2 separate regions of the Homo sapiens genome follow, and region 2 is linked to region 1. The links are chromatin loops, found by intact Hi-C in ENCODE. Cell type or tissue: K562. All regions are shown on one strand. Each heading gives the region's core, and the rest is flanking DNA. Links, peaks and the distances in the headings are about the cores only.

Region 1 (8,339 bases), core at 302-8,301:
GTCCCAACTACTCGGGAGGCTGAGGCAGGAGAATGGCGTGAACCTGGAAGGCAGAGCTTGCAGTGAGCCGAGATCACGCCACTGCACTCCAGCCTGGGCAACAGAGCGAGACTCTGTCTCAAAAAAGAAAAAAAATTTTCTCCCGTTCTGTAGGTTGCCTGTTCACTCTGATGGTAGTTTCTTTGGCTGTGCAGAAGCTCTTTAGTTTAATTAGATCTCACAAAGGGCTAATATCCAGAATCCACAAAGAACTCAAACAAATTTACAAGAAAAAACAAACAACCCCATCAACAAGTGGGTGAAGGATATGAACAGACACTTCTCAAAAGAAGACATTTATGCAGCTAAAAGACACATGAAAAAATGCTCATCATCACTGGCCATCAGAGAAATGCAAATCAAAACCACAATGAGATACCATCTCACACCAGTCAGAATGGTGATCATTAAAAAGTCAGGAAACAACAGGTGCTGGAGAGGATGTGGAGAAATAGGAACACTTTTACACTGTTGGTGGGACTGTAAACTAGTTCGACCATTGTGTAAGTCAGTGCGGCAATTCCTCAGGGATCTAGAACTCGAAATACCATTTGACCCAGCCATCCCATTACTGGGTATATACCCAAAGGATTATAAATCATGCTACTGTAAAGACACATGCACATGTATGTTTATTGCGGCACTATTCACAATAACAAAGACTTGGAACCAACCCAAATGTCCAACAATGATAGACTGGATTAAGACAATATGGCACATATACACCATGGAATACTATGCAGCCATAAAAAAGGATGAGTTCATGTCCTTTGTAGGGACATGGATGAAGCTGGAAACCATCATTCTCAGCAAACTATCGCAAGGACAAAAAACCAAACACCACATGTTCTCACTCGTAGGTGGGAACTGAACAATGAGAACACTTGGACACAGGAAGGGGAACACCACACACCGGGGCCTATTGTGGGGTGGGGGGAGGGGGGAGGGATAGCATTAGGAGATATACCTAATGTAAATGACGAGTTAATGGGTGCAGCACACCAACATGGCACATGTATACATATGTAACAAACCTGCACGTTGTGCACATGTACCCTAAAACTTAAAGTAAAATTAAAAAAAAAAGTAAAAGGACATAAAAAGAAATAACATGCTAACACTAATCAAACAAAGGTAGGAGTAGATATATTAATTTCAAACAAAGAACAAGTACTTTAGAACAAGTCATGTGATTAGGGATAAAGAGGGACATTGCATGATGATAAAATGGTAAATTCTTCTAGAAGATATAACAATCCTAAACTTTTATGCTTCTAACAACAGTTAATTAAAATGTAATAGGCAAAAACTGACATAACTTAGAGGACAAATAGAGAATTCAACGTTTATATTTGTAGACTTTAACACCCATCTCTCAATAATTGGTAGATCAAGGAGGCAGATTATTAGTAAAGATATAGAAGACCTGAACAGCATTCTTATCAATTTGATCTAATTGTAACTTATGGAACACTCCATTCAATGACAGACGAATACATCATAATCGTGAGAGCACATAGAAGATTTATGAAAATAGACCACACCTTTAGCCATAAAACATACATTGACAAATATCAAAGAATGGAAACCAAAATACATTCTCTGAACACAATGGATTCAAACAAGAAATTAGTAACAGAAAGATAGCTGTAAAATCCCCATGTCTTTTGATATTAATAAAAATTCTAAATAACCCATGAGTCAAATAAGAAGTTTAAAGATAAATTTTAAAATATTTGTAAAATACATGAAAATAAAAGTATAGCTTCTCAAAATCTGTGGGGAGCAGCGGAAGAAATGCTTAGAGGGAAATGTAAAGCGCTAAAAGCACATAAGAGGAAAAAGGAAATATCTAAAAATCAATAATGTAAGCTTCCACCTCAGGAAGTTAAAGAATAAAGAGCAAACTAAACCTAGAAAAAGCATTAAAAAAGGAAATAAGAAGCAGTAGAGAAGATATCAATAAAACTAAAAAAAGAAAGACAATGGAGAAAATAAATCTAAAAGCAGTTTCGTTGAAAATATCAACAAAATGTATCAAACTTTTGCCAACCTACCCTAACAAAAAGAGAAAAGACATAAATTACCAACAACAGGAATAAAAGAGGTCATTGCACTCATCTCATGAATATTAAAATAATAATAAGGAGTTACATAGAATATCTCTTCATATGTGCTTGTGGGAATGCAGAATGCAGAATGATACTGTCACTTTGGAGAATAGTTTGAGTTTTTTATTCAGCTAAGCATATATTACTTAGCAACTGTTCTGTGGCATTTACCATAAAGAAATAAAATCTATGCTTACATAAAGTGTGTACACAATGGTTATAGCAACTTTACCAAAGTTGCCAAGACCTGGACACAAGCTACATATTGCATGATTCCATTCATATGACATTCCAGAAAAGGCAAATTTACAGGAAAATAATACATCAGTGGTTGCCAGGAACTGCCAGGTAGAGGGTGGAGGGTGGGGTGTTCACTCTAGAGTGGCACAGGGGAATGGGGATGGTGACAGACTCTTTAATATCCTGATTGAGTTAGTGGTTATTAATGCACATCAAAAAGAGTGAAATTTGCTTCATGTTAATCTGAAAAGGTGAATTAAAAAAAAATCCAAGGCTTTGGTTACCTGGAAGTATCATGTGAGCCTGCAGTTTCAGTGAATACAAAATGAAACCAAACACACAACATCAGCAGCCAAACAAATGAATCACACACATTTTGGCTGTGTTTTAAAAACTTGAATATCTATATTGAGAGACTTAACAGTGATATTCTTGAATGTTTTGGCTAAATTGTGCCCCAGAACAACCCCAAAGAATGCTCTGTATTTGAAAGTGACTAAGTGATCATTTTAAAGCTGTACAGCTGGTGAGTAGATGAGCCTTAACTCTCCATCCCGTGTTCTTACGTGGTATTTGTCAAACACACCTGAGGTATTTACTGTGCCAAATTCCTTTTTCTATACCTTACATAAATCATGCAGAGAATGACAATTTAGACAATGAGAGATCTTAAAACAATATTGAAAGAGAAATGGTTAATAAAATGAGTAACACATGGTCTTCAGAGAAGAGATTTTTAGGTGTGGGAAGAGGTCATAAGAACAGTTTTCAGAGATGGGAGAAACTTATAGAAATACTAGGCTTGTCTCACACATTAGTGAGTGTCCTATTATTGAAAAAATTCAAGTAGAATGCATGATGAGTGCCAGAGATCTTATGAAAAGGATAGGGAATGCTTGATGACTACTGAAATCCCTTTAAATTCTTCACATTCTTGGATTTGAAGTGAAACTCTTTATTGATGAGGTGGTCTGTCTTGTAAAATAGCGAGTCCTTTTTCACGTTTTCAAGATGAGTCTCGGGAATCCAGCCTCAGACAGGAGGTTGGCCCAGACGACTCCCAGGTTTCCTATCAATCTAGGACTTGGTGATGTCTATCTGGAATGTTAAACACAGAAACGTTTTCACTGGGTAATAAGTTAATGTTGGTGATTGTGTTTAACTCTAATGCTGTACAGGTCTTGTGAAACAATAAGAAAAACCTAGCGATTCTGTTTAATTCAGATTTAGTGAAAAACAAAACAAAAACCTAGTGAGCTCAAATTAGGAGTATGAAAGCAGAAAACTATGAACTTTTGTTTTTCCAACTTCACTTTCCTACTGCTGTATTCAAAAACATACAAAAGTAGATGCAGAGTTCAAAGAAGAATATTGGTCAACAACAGTTCTATCCCTAGATGAGCCTCTGAGGCAGAAGAGCAATGATACACAGAAATAATGAGAGGAGATTTCTATCCACTCAGTATATTTTCACCTGAGAAAAGAACTGTCCTAAATAAAGGGATGGAAGCATAACCCCCCATCCCATCAACACACACACGCTCACCCATGTGCGCGCGCACACACACACACACACACAGAGGCATATGAACAAACACAAAAGCATGCACACTTGGTGCAGATTGTAAATGGATCATTCACCTCTGCATTAGCATTCTGGCTCTATATTTCTCAGCACAATACAGTTGAGATGAGGAGATTTCTCCTCAAGGAAGAAAATGTACATAGTATGGCAAGGATAATTCACCTAACAATTCAGAAAGAAAGGAAGAAACAAGCATTAATTGGATAATTAATTTTCCTTCAGCTAAGTCATTTAATTTTCATGTCAACCAAGGTCTCTCTTATCCCTAAATCTACAGGTTTTCCAACATGTTCTATTCTTATATTCTAGGCGTCTAACTTGTTCTCTGCCTCTCCTGCCTTATTTTTCTCTGTGATTCTCTTTACTTTGTTTTCTATTGATAATTCCTCAATCTCACCAATTCTACCTATCTGTATAACTGGACAGCAGGGTTATACTGCATCTAAAATTGGATTTTATTAGTTTATATTTGTTTCTGCCACTTAACCATTTAATCCAGAAAAGTTGCCTAACTTTTCTCTCTGAGCCTCAGTTTCCTCATGTGAATGAAGCCAATAATAGTATTATTTTCGAAGGTTTACTGTGAATACATATGTAAAGCACTTAGAACTATGCCTGCCATTTTATTTGCAATTCTTCCTCCTCTTTTTTTTTTTTTTTTTTTTTAGCTAGAAGGGACTTTTTATTGAAAGGCGAGGCTCCGGCCTCTGATGGGAGCTACAACTGGATCTCGCGGAACGCCCGCTTCTCCCCCAGCTTCACCTTGTACCTGGGTTTGAACTTGGCTCTCTGTCGAGGCTGGATCATATTCCTCCTCTGGAAGCTCTTGAACCGGCCTCGAAGGATGTCGCCCTCGGGCTTCAGGGTCCTGAGCGAGTCTGCCAGCTCCGAGCTCAGCTGCACGTCGATGTCAGGTGCCTGGTACTTGAGCCGCCCCAGCCTTCGGGGCTTGTCAGCCTCGGCCTTCCGCCGTGCCTGCCGCTGCCTCCGCCGCCGCGCCAGCTCCGCCAGCCTCAGGGCCACCTGGGCCTTGATCCCGCGCAGCAGGAACACCTCCCGGTGCCGGGGCCGGAGCCTGGCAGTCCGCAACGCGGCCTGCTGTACCCGCAGCCTGCGCGCAGCCTTCTCCCGCCGCCGCTGCTGCTCCGTCTCCTTCTCTGTGGCGGCCAGGCGGGTGGGCGTGGGACAGACCTCGGCATCCCCAGCCTCCGGCCCCTCGCCCTGGCCTGGCTCCCCCGGACCCTCTGACTCCTCCAGCAGCCCCTCGCACGGCTACCTGGAACGTGGACTCCTGGGTGGCGGCCTGCTCTGTGGCGGGCAGGGCCAGCTGCCGCTCCAGCTTCTCCGCCTCCTTCTGCCGCTGCAACTCCACCTCGTGGGCCGCTGAGAGCAGGGTCTGGTGGTCTTCAAAGTACGGGTTGTAGGAAGCTCCGGCAGGCGCCACCTCCACGGCGGGTGCCTGGGACGGCTTGGTGTGCAGGCGTGGTGGCCGCTTCACTCCTTTCTTCTTGGTCTGCTCCAGGAAAAACTCATCCTGGCCAAACAATGGCCAGTCCAGGGGGTTGTCTGATGCCCAGAGTTCGTAGAAGGGCCGCTCCACGGTGTCCTGGGGCCCGGGCTTGGCCCCGGCTGTGGGAGGGTTGAGGAGCCGGGCCTGGGCCCTGCGCACCTCCCGGGGCAGCTCGCCCTGCTTGGCCAGATTCTCCCATAGCTGCTCCTTCCGCCTGAGCTTCTTGGCGTTCGGGACCTGGTGGGCGAGGACGTCTTTGGGGGCAGGGACTTTGGATGTGTCTCGAGGATGAGGTCAACCCGAAGGGGTTTCTTGAGAAGCAGTGACTTCTTCTGGACTTTGGTTCTCTTCTTAGCCCTTTTTCCTTGGAGCCGGTGTCCACGAAGAAGAGTTTTTCATTTGGGGCCTCTCTCAACAAGCCACCGCTCATGCGCCCCTGTAGCCGCACGTCTTCCAGGAACTGGTCAACCTCCAGCCCCAGCGGCTCCTGCGCAAGCCTCCGCCAGTCCCACTTCTTATTTCTTGGGCCTCGCCGCCGCCGCCGCCTCAGCGCTGGGTCCGCCGAAATGGGCCGCAGCCCCAGGAAACCAGAATCGTTATCGCTTTTCGAGCTGTGCTTCCCACCAACGCCACTGCCTCCTGCCGCCATCTTGTCAAAGGCCCTCCTCTATCTTATTTCTTACTGCTTCCTTTTCTCTTTTGAAATATATACATTTTAATCTATTATATCAAGTTACTTAAAAATATCTACCAGAAACATGAAAAATGTGCTATGAATAGTAAAATTTGGCATAACACTGAGTTCATTAATTCACAATGTGGATCTCCTTTATATAACAAATAAATACAAGAATATGTAACAAATAAGATATAACAAGATACAAGACTAAGAGATGAGCAGCCATGGTGGGAAAGAGGTATCTCATATGTATTCACGGGAAGGCGAGATTTTGAAGGATTAGAAAAGTTGTTGAAATGGAACTGATAACGTAAGAAAGGAGTCACATTCCAAGCAAAAATCCCACTTACAAATTTCCATTTAATATAAAATACAAAGGTTATGGTATTTATCCAATGCTGTTTGTCAGTCCCTTCAGTTTACATAATTGACGTAATTCTTTTGAGAACTAACCGTTCAATGACGTCTGTCAGTCTTCGAAAATAAAATATGAAGACAGACACAAGACAAGATGGCGACTAGATGCAGCCAGAAAGTGCTGCTCCCATTAAAAGAGATCAAATTGTCAAACAAACCAACGTAATTTGGGCAGGTCTTTTGAGAAAACATTGAGAGTGGATAGAGGTAATGCTGAAGCCCATGCTGGAAAGGGAGGGAGATGGGAACCCTGTGTGGGGTACGCTTAACACTAGGGTTAGTAGTTCCTGGCCCTTAACAGCTCCTGGGCAAGAGATGAGTTAGGGAACTGAGGGGTACCTCACTCTTGCTGAAGACCTCTGGAATCCTAGATACAGGGGGCCTCACACCCCCCATAGTTGTGTGAGCTGGTATTAGGATGTCCCTGAGGAGCAAACAGAGACAGGTGTTTGGACAGTGTGGAGCTTGGGAGCTTTCGTATACTGAAAAGCTCTGGCAGAGTGTAGTCATAGACATCAATCCCCCAGGGTACCCCATCTGCCTCTGGAAGGCTGTCACCCCAGCTGACCACTGAGCCAACGGGGAGTATGGCCAGTTCTCCTGTGGGACTGGGGCACATCTGTTCTGAAAACCCTTCTGCCTGCTGGTCCATCTCAAGGCCCATGCCCAGCCACCCTGTAGGAGCGGGTGCATAGAGCAGCCTCACAGCCCAGTCTGGACGCATAGCTCCACCAGAGTACTTTTTGGGTAACCAGGGAACACATTGGTTTTCCCAGTGCAATTGGAGCCTGATTCCAAGTCACAGGACATCCTGTTGCCCACAGGATTGTGATTCATAGCTCAGGAGTACTGAGCCCAAATCTGTGGCCAGCATTTGAGCAGAGGAGGAGCCTCTCAGAGCACTGAAGGGGTGAGATGTGCAGGTTCCTGGGCCAGGATGTTCATGGAGCATGCCTCCCTCCACAGGGCTGGTCCACAAAGGGTGTGGCCTGTCTCCCTGCCACAGCCTCAGCCCTAGGGAACCCTGCAGCCTGGGACTTCTCACAAAAGAAATGCAGATGGGGCACCAGTGACCAGAGAAGTTCCCCTCAAGGCCCAGGAGCAGGCCTGGCAGGGCCATCTGTCTCTCCACCCCACCACAGAACACGCCTATGAACACAAGAAAGTACAAAAGAGGCATGCAGCTGTGTATTAGCCTAGCTGCTGGCCATTGCTCTTAATTGCCATCTACTGCCTCACAGCCCAAACTAAAATACCAAAAATTATGCTGCTAATATATACACCTGTGAAACTAAGCACAATAATTCACCCACAAATAAAGATCATATACAGAGTCCTGGCCTCCTGAAAGCATGCAGAAATGAAGCCAACCGACTATACGCAATTTATACCACAGTTGAAGGAGCACCAGCACTCCCAGATGAGAAAGAATCAGCAAGAACTCTGGCAATTAAAAAAGCCAGAGTGTCCTGTTACCTTCTCATGAGTTCACTAGCTCCTCAGCAATAGTTCTTAACCAGTCTGAAATGATTGAAATGACAGACATATAATTCAGAATCTGGATGTCAAGAAAGCTCATCAAGATTCAGCAAAAAGTTGAAACCCAGTTTAAGAAATTCAAGAAATCTGGAAAAATGATCCAACAGCTGAAAGACAAAATAGTCATTTTAAGAAAGAACCACACTGAACTTCTAGAGCTGAAAAAATCTCACCACAAGAATTGCAGAATACAATTTCATAATACTATACTTTACTTTC
Region 2 (8,339 bases), core at 227-8,226, 55 kb before region 1:
ATATATAAAAATTCCATTTTTTGGAGTTCCATTTAAAATGCTAAACTGACAATAATTTAATTGATTTCACAAGTTGAATTAGAAAAATTATGAACCTTTGTGTGATTTAGTGTTACATGTATGTGTGTCTCTTTTCATTTATGACTTGATCTTTGTGTTCATTTCTGCAGGAACCTGTGTTCAAGCCTTCGGGGAAAAATATTATAAACAAATTGGTCATCTTATTACAGAAAGGGAACTGAAATATTATCCAACTGTTTATAACAGCATCCTAAATTTAAGACAGGATTTCGTTTTGATTATTAAGCTCATCTTCTACATGGCAAAATATACTCATGAAAACAAATATAACCAGGCATCATTTTTGTATGTGTGTACAGAAAATGCTTATTATCCAAAATCAAGAAAATATAAGTTCAGGGACCACTCCATTAATATGGGTCCCTAAACAACATTTTAAAGTAGATTAAATGTAGGTTTTTAAGGGTTCATACCTTTCTCACAATAAACCAGGCCCTAATTGGCTGGTGTTGTACACAGGCGGAGGCTGGAGGAGGGAATGGAGGTTATATGATGGGTGCAGCAAAGCAGAAAAGAGTCAGGGTGAAATGTCATCAATTTCATGTTATCTAGAGTCAATACGAGGCAGTATAATATTCAAACGAGATTGGGTGCATTCGGGGTAGTATGGGTGTAGAAAAGATTAACTTTTCAGTTGAGCAGCACAATATTCAACCCGCCTTTTTACATCTTTTTTTTTTTTTTTTTGGCAGAAGCAGAAGTATCCATCACCATATTTATTGTAAAAAGGGATCTTCTCACAATATATGCAAAGTAGACAAATTTAAGAAACCCATAAAGGGACTGTTTCTAAACTGGTCACATTTGGTGTGGACAGGCAGGTGTGTAAGGAAACATTATGCTCTAAATTCTATAATAGATAGATGAACAAAACCCCATGAAAGACCTAAAGAAGAAAAAATTAGCACCAAAAGCAGGGATTGGAAAATCCTTTGTACACAGAAAATGTTACAACATTGGATTCCATAGTCCTAAACTTCAGACGAGGGTGAGGAAACAGTTACATGAAAATTACTGCTATTGTATTCTATTTCCAGTAATACCAGAGTAAGCACCCTGCAGACTGACTCATGTTCAGAAAATCAGTAAAAACCTTCATATAAGACAAATGCAGTAGGCAGACTCTGGTGGAGAATACATACTCCAAGCAGGGGAATCAAATGAAGTTAGTTCTCATTTTTTTCGACTGCTGGACACATGAGAAAAAAGGGATTCCTACTTGGTGAACCAAAAACTTAAAACCAGGGGATCCATGACCACAATAGAAATTGGGAAACTCACAGAATGAAAAGAGCCAGAAATAGAATGTTCAAAGTCTGTCCATCCACATCACTGAATAACTCTAAACCATGCATCAGTGTAACTGACTGAAAGCAGCACAGATAAAATCAAAAGATTTGAACAGAGACCCAAGCTAATGCCTAAAATGGTGTTTGTAGTTTAAGCCCAGCCAAGATAATTTCCTGCTGAAACAAAGGAAACAACATTAATCAGAGAAAAATAAAGAACCCAGAATCTCCACATGTTAACACTCATAATGTCTAAAACACAATTTAAAAGTACCTGACATATAAGGAAGCAGGAAAATAGAAACTGTTTTCAAGAGAAAAGAAATCAAGTCACTTATTTCAAGATGACCCAGATACTACAAAAATCAGGCAAGGATTTGAAAGCAGCATAGGTAACTATTCTCACTTAAGTAAAATTATATATACACATTATAAGTGAAAAAGATGGAAAATAGTAAGAATTGACTTTAGAGAGAAAAAATGATTAAATAAAAGAATCATGGTCAAAACATAAGCTACCTACAAAAGACACACTTTAAGCATAAAGATATAGATAGACCAAAAGTAAATGGATAGCTAGACCATGCAAAACAATATGCATAAAAATGCCAAAGTGGCTTTATTAATATCAGATAAAATAGACTTCAAGACAGAAAGTATTATCAGGGATAAGAGGGACATTTTATGATGATAAAAGAATCAATTAATCAAGAAGACACAACAATTATAAATGTATTTATACCTTATAATATCACTCAAAACAGTTAAGTAAAAATTAACCAAATTTAAAAAGAGAAACAAGACAATTCTACAATCATAGCTATAGATTGTAGAATCTATTATGTACAATCATAGTTTAACATCATTTTCTCAACAACTGATGAAACAACTATACAAACTCAACAAAGGAGCTGAATAACACTATGAGATACTTTGACTTGAATACTTATGGAACATTAAAAACATACAGAATACACATTCCTTTCAAGGGTACATAGTATATTTACCAATAGACCATATGATAGATCATAAAACAAGTCTCAATACCTTAGAAAAGACGGAAAACATACTCTGTACTGAAAACATACTCTGTGCAACAAACTGAGATTTACACTAGAAAATGATAATCATAGTAATCAGAAAAAACACCAAATATATGAAAATTAAGGAACATAATTCTAGTAATTTATTAAAAAGGAGAAATTACATGATAATCTATAATCTAGAGAAAAAGTTTTAAGAGAAATCAGAAAATATTTTGAATGATTATACAGTGTATAAAAATTTGAGAGATGCAGATAATGCAGTACTTAGAGGAAATTTTATAGCTTTAAATATTTGTCTTAATAAAGAAGAAACACACAAATCTGATCATCTGAGATTCCACCTTAAGAAATTACTACAAGAAACACTAATTAACCACAATGTATATAAAAAATAAATTATAGGAGCAGAAGTCAATGGAATAGAAAATGAAGAAATAATAGAAAAGTTATGAAGCCAAAAACTGGTTATTTACAGAGATTAAAGCAATTATATATTTAGAAAAATGATCTAGGGGGAAAAAGGAGAAATAAAATTATCAATACTAGGAATAAAAGAAGGGACATCGCTACAGATTATGCAAATAGTCAAAAGATAAGAAAATGCTATGAACAACTTTATGCCAATAAATTCGACAATCTACATGAAATAGACAAATTCCTTTAAAGGTAAAGACTACCAACTGATTCAGAAAAAATCTAAAACTCGAATATCTCTATATCAATTTTTTAAATGCAAATTTGATCGTCTCCAAGCCCACCCTCAGTTTTGATAATTTGCTAGAAGTTCTCACAGAACTCATGGAAGCTGTTATACTAATGGTTATCGTGGTTTATTATAGTAAAAGTACACAGATTAAAAATGAGCCACGGGAAGAGACTAGTGGGGCAGATTACAAGAAACTTCCAGGAGCAGAGCTTCAAGTTGTCCTCTGCCAATGAAGTCACAGACGGTGCTAATTTTATCCAGATATGATGCCTGTCAAAATATACAAAATATTGCCAAATCAGGAAAATTCATCCAAGCCTTGTTACCCAGAATTCTGGGGTGACTCAGCCATGTAGATATAGATGTCATTAACTACGCATGTGGCTGACCTTTAGGCTCTAGCACTTATACAGGTAGAATGGATATCATGTGGCTCAAAGCTCCACCATAAATTACCCTGTTAGACTACCAGACTACCCGGTGTGGCCCAAAGCCTCCAGATAAATAATGACACTCTTATCAGGCAGGACATTCCAAGGCTTAGAGATCACTCCTCAGGAGCCTAGGTCAAAAGATAGACTCCTATTTGGATAGGCAAATTATTTATTACACACTCACTAACAAAACCCCAGGTCTAGGTATATGTATTGATAAATACTATTAAATAGTTAAGAAATGAATAATACTAATTCTATAAAAACTCTTTTACTGAATAGAGAAGGAATACTTTTCATGTCATTTTAGTAGGACTGTAGAACTGTGATGCCAAAATGAGACAAAGACATTAGCTTCAAATATAAACAGAAAAATCCTTAACAAATACTAGCAAATTAAATCCAACAATACATAAAGAGGATAATACATTATAACCAAGTGGGATATATTCCAGCAATGCAATGTTGCTTCAACACTTGAAAAAACAATCAATATAGCTCCTCTAATTAATAGAAAAAAAAGAGAAAACCACAGGACCATTGAACTAGTTGAAGAAAAAACATCATCTGACATAATCTGATACTTGTTCATGAATAAAAGAAAACCTTAGCAAACTAAAAATAGAAAAAAACTTCCTCAAGCTAAAAAGAAATGTGAGAAAATAAACATTAAATTATACTCAACAGTGAATGGATCAATCTTTTCTACCTAGAATGAATAAACAAGGCAAGAATGTCTACTCATTACTTACTGTCAACATTGTCCTGCATCCTTAGCCAGAAAATTAAGGTAAGATAAAGGGCATACAGTTTGAAAGGGTAAAATCAAACTGCCCTTATTCAAAAATGCCATTAACAGTTTGCAGAAAAAATCCTAAGAAATCTAAAACAAAACAAAAACCCTGCTAAAATAAAAGTTAATTTAATAAGGTTAAAAGATACAAGGTCTATATACAGAAATAAGCAAACAAAAGCAAAAATTAAATTATACTTCTGTGTACTAGCAGTGACCAATTAAAAATGAAATTTTAAAAATGTCTACACATAATTTAATTGAAAAATTAAAATACATTGTAATAACTTAAAAGATATGCAAGTTTGGACACAGAAAACTGTAAAACGCTGCAAAATAAAGTTAAAGAAGATTTAAAATAATAAAGAGATATACAAGATTCATGAATCAGAAAAGTAGAGTTGGAACACTGACTTTTGATAAAGATGCCAAGGTAATTCCATGGGGAAAAATGGTTTTCTAAGAAATGGTGCTGAAACAAATGAATATCTGTATGAGAAAAAGTCAATTTCGACATCCCTTGCATCACAAACAAAAATGGATCATATATGATAAAGCTAGTAAGTATATAAAGAAAAACAGACAAAAACCCTATAATCTTGGCTTAGGTGAAGACTTCTTAAATAGGACACAAAAAGCACAACCCCTCGAAATGATGAAAATAATATTATCATTATTATTAAAATGACTTTAAAATTAAAACTTTTTCTCTTTTGAAGATGAAGGGATGAAAACAAAAAGGAGGTAGAAAAATCATCAAAGATGGTGGATTAGAGGCTGATTAAAGCTAGTGTATATATAACAAAAAAATTTTTTTAAACCTATAATATTGCATTAGGTCAAGGTTTCTCAAATAGGGCAAAAACAAAACAAAACAAAAAACAAAAAAACCCACAACCCTAAGAATGTTTTCTTTTTAAAAAATGAAGGTAAGTAAACAAAAAGAGAGAGAGAACATCACCAAAGAAGGTGGATTAGACGCTTTTAGCATACCTCAGCCACTTGGAAATAGCAAAATACTACATAAAGATCAAGTTTGTAAGCTTTAATTCAAGAAGACAGAAGTCACTGGAATCATAAAGGAGACCCCACATCCCAGGAAGGCGATTGCTAACAAAAAAGATCCTGTGATGCCATCCAACTGATAAAAGTAAGTGAAGCCCCAGTACATGAGAAAGGCAAAGAGCCTCCCTCTGTGACTCACTTTCCACTGGGGATTTGAGCAATCCAGGCCAAGGGAGAGCACTTTGTTACTCCCAAGTCCCGGAGCTAACTTGTGGAGAGGTTTGGAGACACTGTGAGGAAAAGACACCAGGAAAAGCTGCAGATATTTTCTCAGACCCCGGGGCCAGCAGCAGGATGCCATTTTAATCCAGGTACATACAAAGTCAGTCATTCTTGTGGTGGCCCAGTAGTGTGGCCATGCAGGCATTTTAGTCTTGGGTCAGAGATCAAAACACCTGCTCTGGAGTGCATCAGGGGCCTTCGCAGCTAGAACTGTGGAAGGCACCTCAGCAGAAGGAGATGGAATTGTGCAGCCCCCCACCAAAAGCCTGGAGTTGGAGGAAAGCTGCCACAGCTGCAGTTTCTTTGGGGTAGCAAGACTTGCAGCCAGGACCAGCTTGGTGACATGGTACTGTATGTGCTGGGTGCTCCAGCCAGCTCCCCTGAGATCATAGTGCCACAGGGTCCTCTCCACTTTAGCCTCAGGCAGACATCCAGACATTTAGAACACTTGTTTGCCTGGACCAGCAGGCTGAGTCATCTCATCCTTCACAGACATAAACTGTGATGCAGAGGGGCCTTCTGTGTTTCATGCACAGGCAGATCTCCAAGTATTTGGAGCACCTGCTTACTGGTATTAGCAGCCTGAGCTCCCACATCCTTCCTGTGCAGAGATCCTGGTGCAGGGGAGGCCCTTTCTGCTACACATGCAGGCAGATCTCCAGGCATTCAGAACCCATGCTTGTCTAGTTCCAAAGCCTGAGTTGGCCCACCTTCCTGTGCAGAGATCGTGGTGCAGAGGGGTCCTTTCTGCTCCATGCTCAAGCAGATCTCCAGGCATTCAGAGCACCCACTCACTTGGATAAACAGCCTGGTAAGTCCCACCCTTCCTGTGCAGAGATTTGTGTGGAGAGAGGCCCTCCCCAACCATGCCCAGGCAGATCTCCAGGCATTTGGAGCACCCATTCTCCTGGATTAGGAGTTTAGGCTGTCTCCCATCCTTATGCAGAGAACTTGGGGATAGGAAGATTCCCAGCTCCACACCTAGGCACACTTTTGGGTGCTTGGTGGCCACCCAGTGGATTCTCCCTCAGTACTGGTGATCATGGCTGCCATCAGGGAACCTGTAGGGGGACCTATCTGGTCTGGCTCTGCCCATCATGGTCCCTGCCACAACAAGACAGATCAGGGAGCTCAGACCACTGTGCATTCTATGAATCACCCCAATGCCTGAGGCAACAGAGACCGTCTGTCAGTAAACAAAGATCAAGAATATGCTTAGCCATGTTGGATATATCACCAGACTGTCCAAAGTCAATATTAAAGAAAGTGTCTTAAAGGCAACTAGAGACAAAAGTCAGATTATGTACAAAGGGAACCTCATCAGGCCAAAAGTGGACTTCTCACCAGAAACCTTACAAGCTAGGAAAGATTGGGGGCCTATTTTCAGCATTTATAGAGAAAAGAAATCCCAACCAATAATTCCATATTCTATCAAACTAAGCTTCGTAAGTGAAGAATAAATGAAATATTTTCCAGACAAGCAAGTGCCAAGAGAATTTGTTACCACTAGACCAGCCTTGTGAAAGATCCCTAAGAATGTTCTAAATATAGAAACAAGAGAATGATGCCTGCTACCACAATAACACATATACATAGTGCACATACATATATACATACATACACAGAATACATAGGGTACATAGCCCACAGACCCTGTGAAGCAACCACACAATAGAAACTACAAAGCAACCAGCTAACAACTTCACAGTAGGATCAAAACCTCATATTATCAATATTAACCTTGAATGTAAATGGTCTAAATGTCCCACTGAAAAGTCACAGATTGGCAAGTTAGATAAATATACAAGAGTCATCCATGTGCTGTCTTCAAGGGACTTATGACACATGTAATGACACCCATAGGTTCAAAGTAAAGAGTTCACAAAAGATCTACCACACAAAAGGAAAACAAAAAAGAACAGGAGTCACTATTGTTATATCAAATAAAACAGACTTTAACCCAACAACATCAAAAAAAAAAAAGACCAAAAAGGGCATTACATAAAGATAAAGATTTCATTTCAACAAGAAGACTTAACTATCCTAAATATATATGCACCCAACATTGGGGCACCTAGATTCATAAAACAAGTACTTCTAGACCTACAAAAAGACTTAGCCACACAAAAACAGTGGTGGACTTCAACACCCAACTGACAGAATCATATAGATCACTGAGGCAGAAAACTAACAAAAAACCTCTGGGCTTAAACTTGACACTTGACTACTGGACCAAATAGATATCTACAGAATAGCCCACTCATCAACTACAGAATATACATTCTTCTCTTCTGTACATAGAACATACTTCAAGTTCTACCACATGTTTGGCCATAAAGTGAGTCTCAAAAAATTTTTAAAAATCCAAATCATATCAACCATACTCTTGAACCACAGTAAAGTAAAAATATAATTCAATATAAAGAAGATTTCTTAAAACCACACAGTTACATGAAAATTAAACAATTTTCTCCTGAATGACTTTCGGGTAAACAGTGAAATTAAGGCAAAGGTCAAAAAATTATTTGAAATAAATGAAAACAGACACAACATACCAAAATCTCTGGGACACAGCAAAAGCACTGGCAAGAAGAAAGTGTACAGTGCTAAACATCTATCTCAAGAAGTTAGAAAGAGCTCAGATTAATGAACTAGCACCCCAGCTAGAGGAACTAGAAAAACAAATACAAAGTAACCCCAAAG

Evidence for each region. Hi-C counts contacts between places; a loop is a spot of excess contacts. Peaks named below come from ENCODE experiments on the same cell type or tissue, not always from the same donor. Only the 100,000 strongest peaks of a DNase experiment are listed, where the experiment ranks them.
Region 2: it touches region 1 in a loop (2.5-fold over the local background); 5 of 110 quality-filtered maps call a loop at or near these places.

Annotation. Positions count from the first base shown.
Region 1 is chr15:94,853,269-94,861,607 of GRCh38, reverse strand. It overlaps the pseudogene LOC440311. Among named protein-coding and RNA genes, the nearest start is that of LINC02852, 270 kb to the right of the region's middle. RefSeq lists an enhancer at 5,156-5,656. In K562, for the core only: no CTCF peak of the experiment used is centred there; DNase peaks (open chromatin) are centred at 3,917, 5,657 and 5,997; H3K4me3 peaks cover 4,396 bases.
Region 2 is chr15:94,908,152-94,916,490 of GRCh38, reverse strand. No RefSeq gene overlaps it. Among named protein-coding and RNA genes, the nearest start is that of LINC02852, 320 kb to the right of the region's middle. In K562, for the core only: no CTCF peak of the experiment used is centred there; a DNase peak (open chromatin) is centred at 3,550.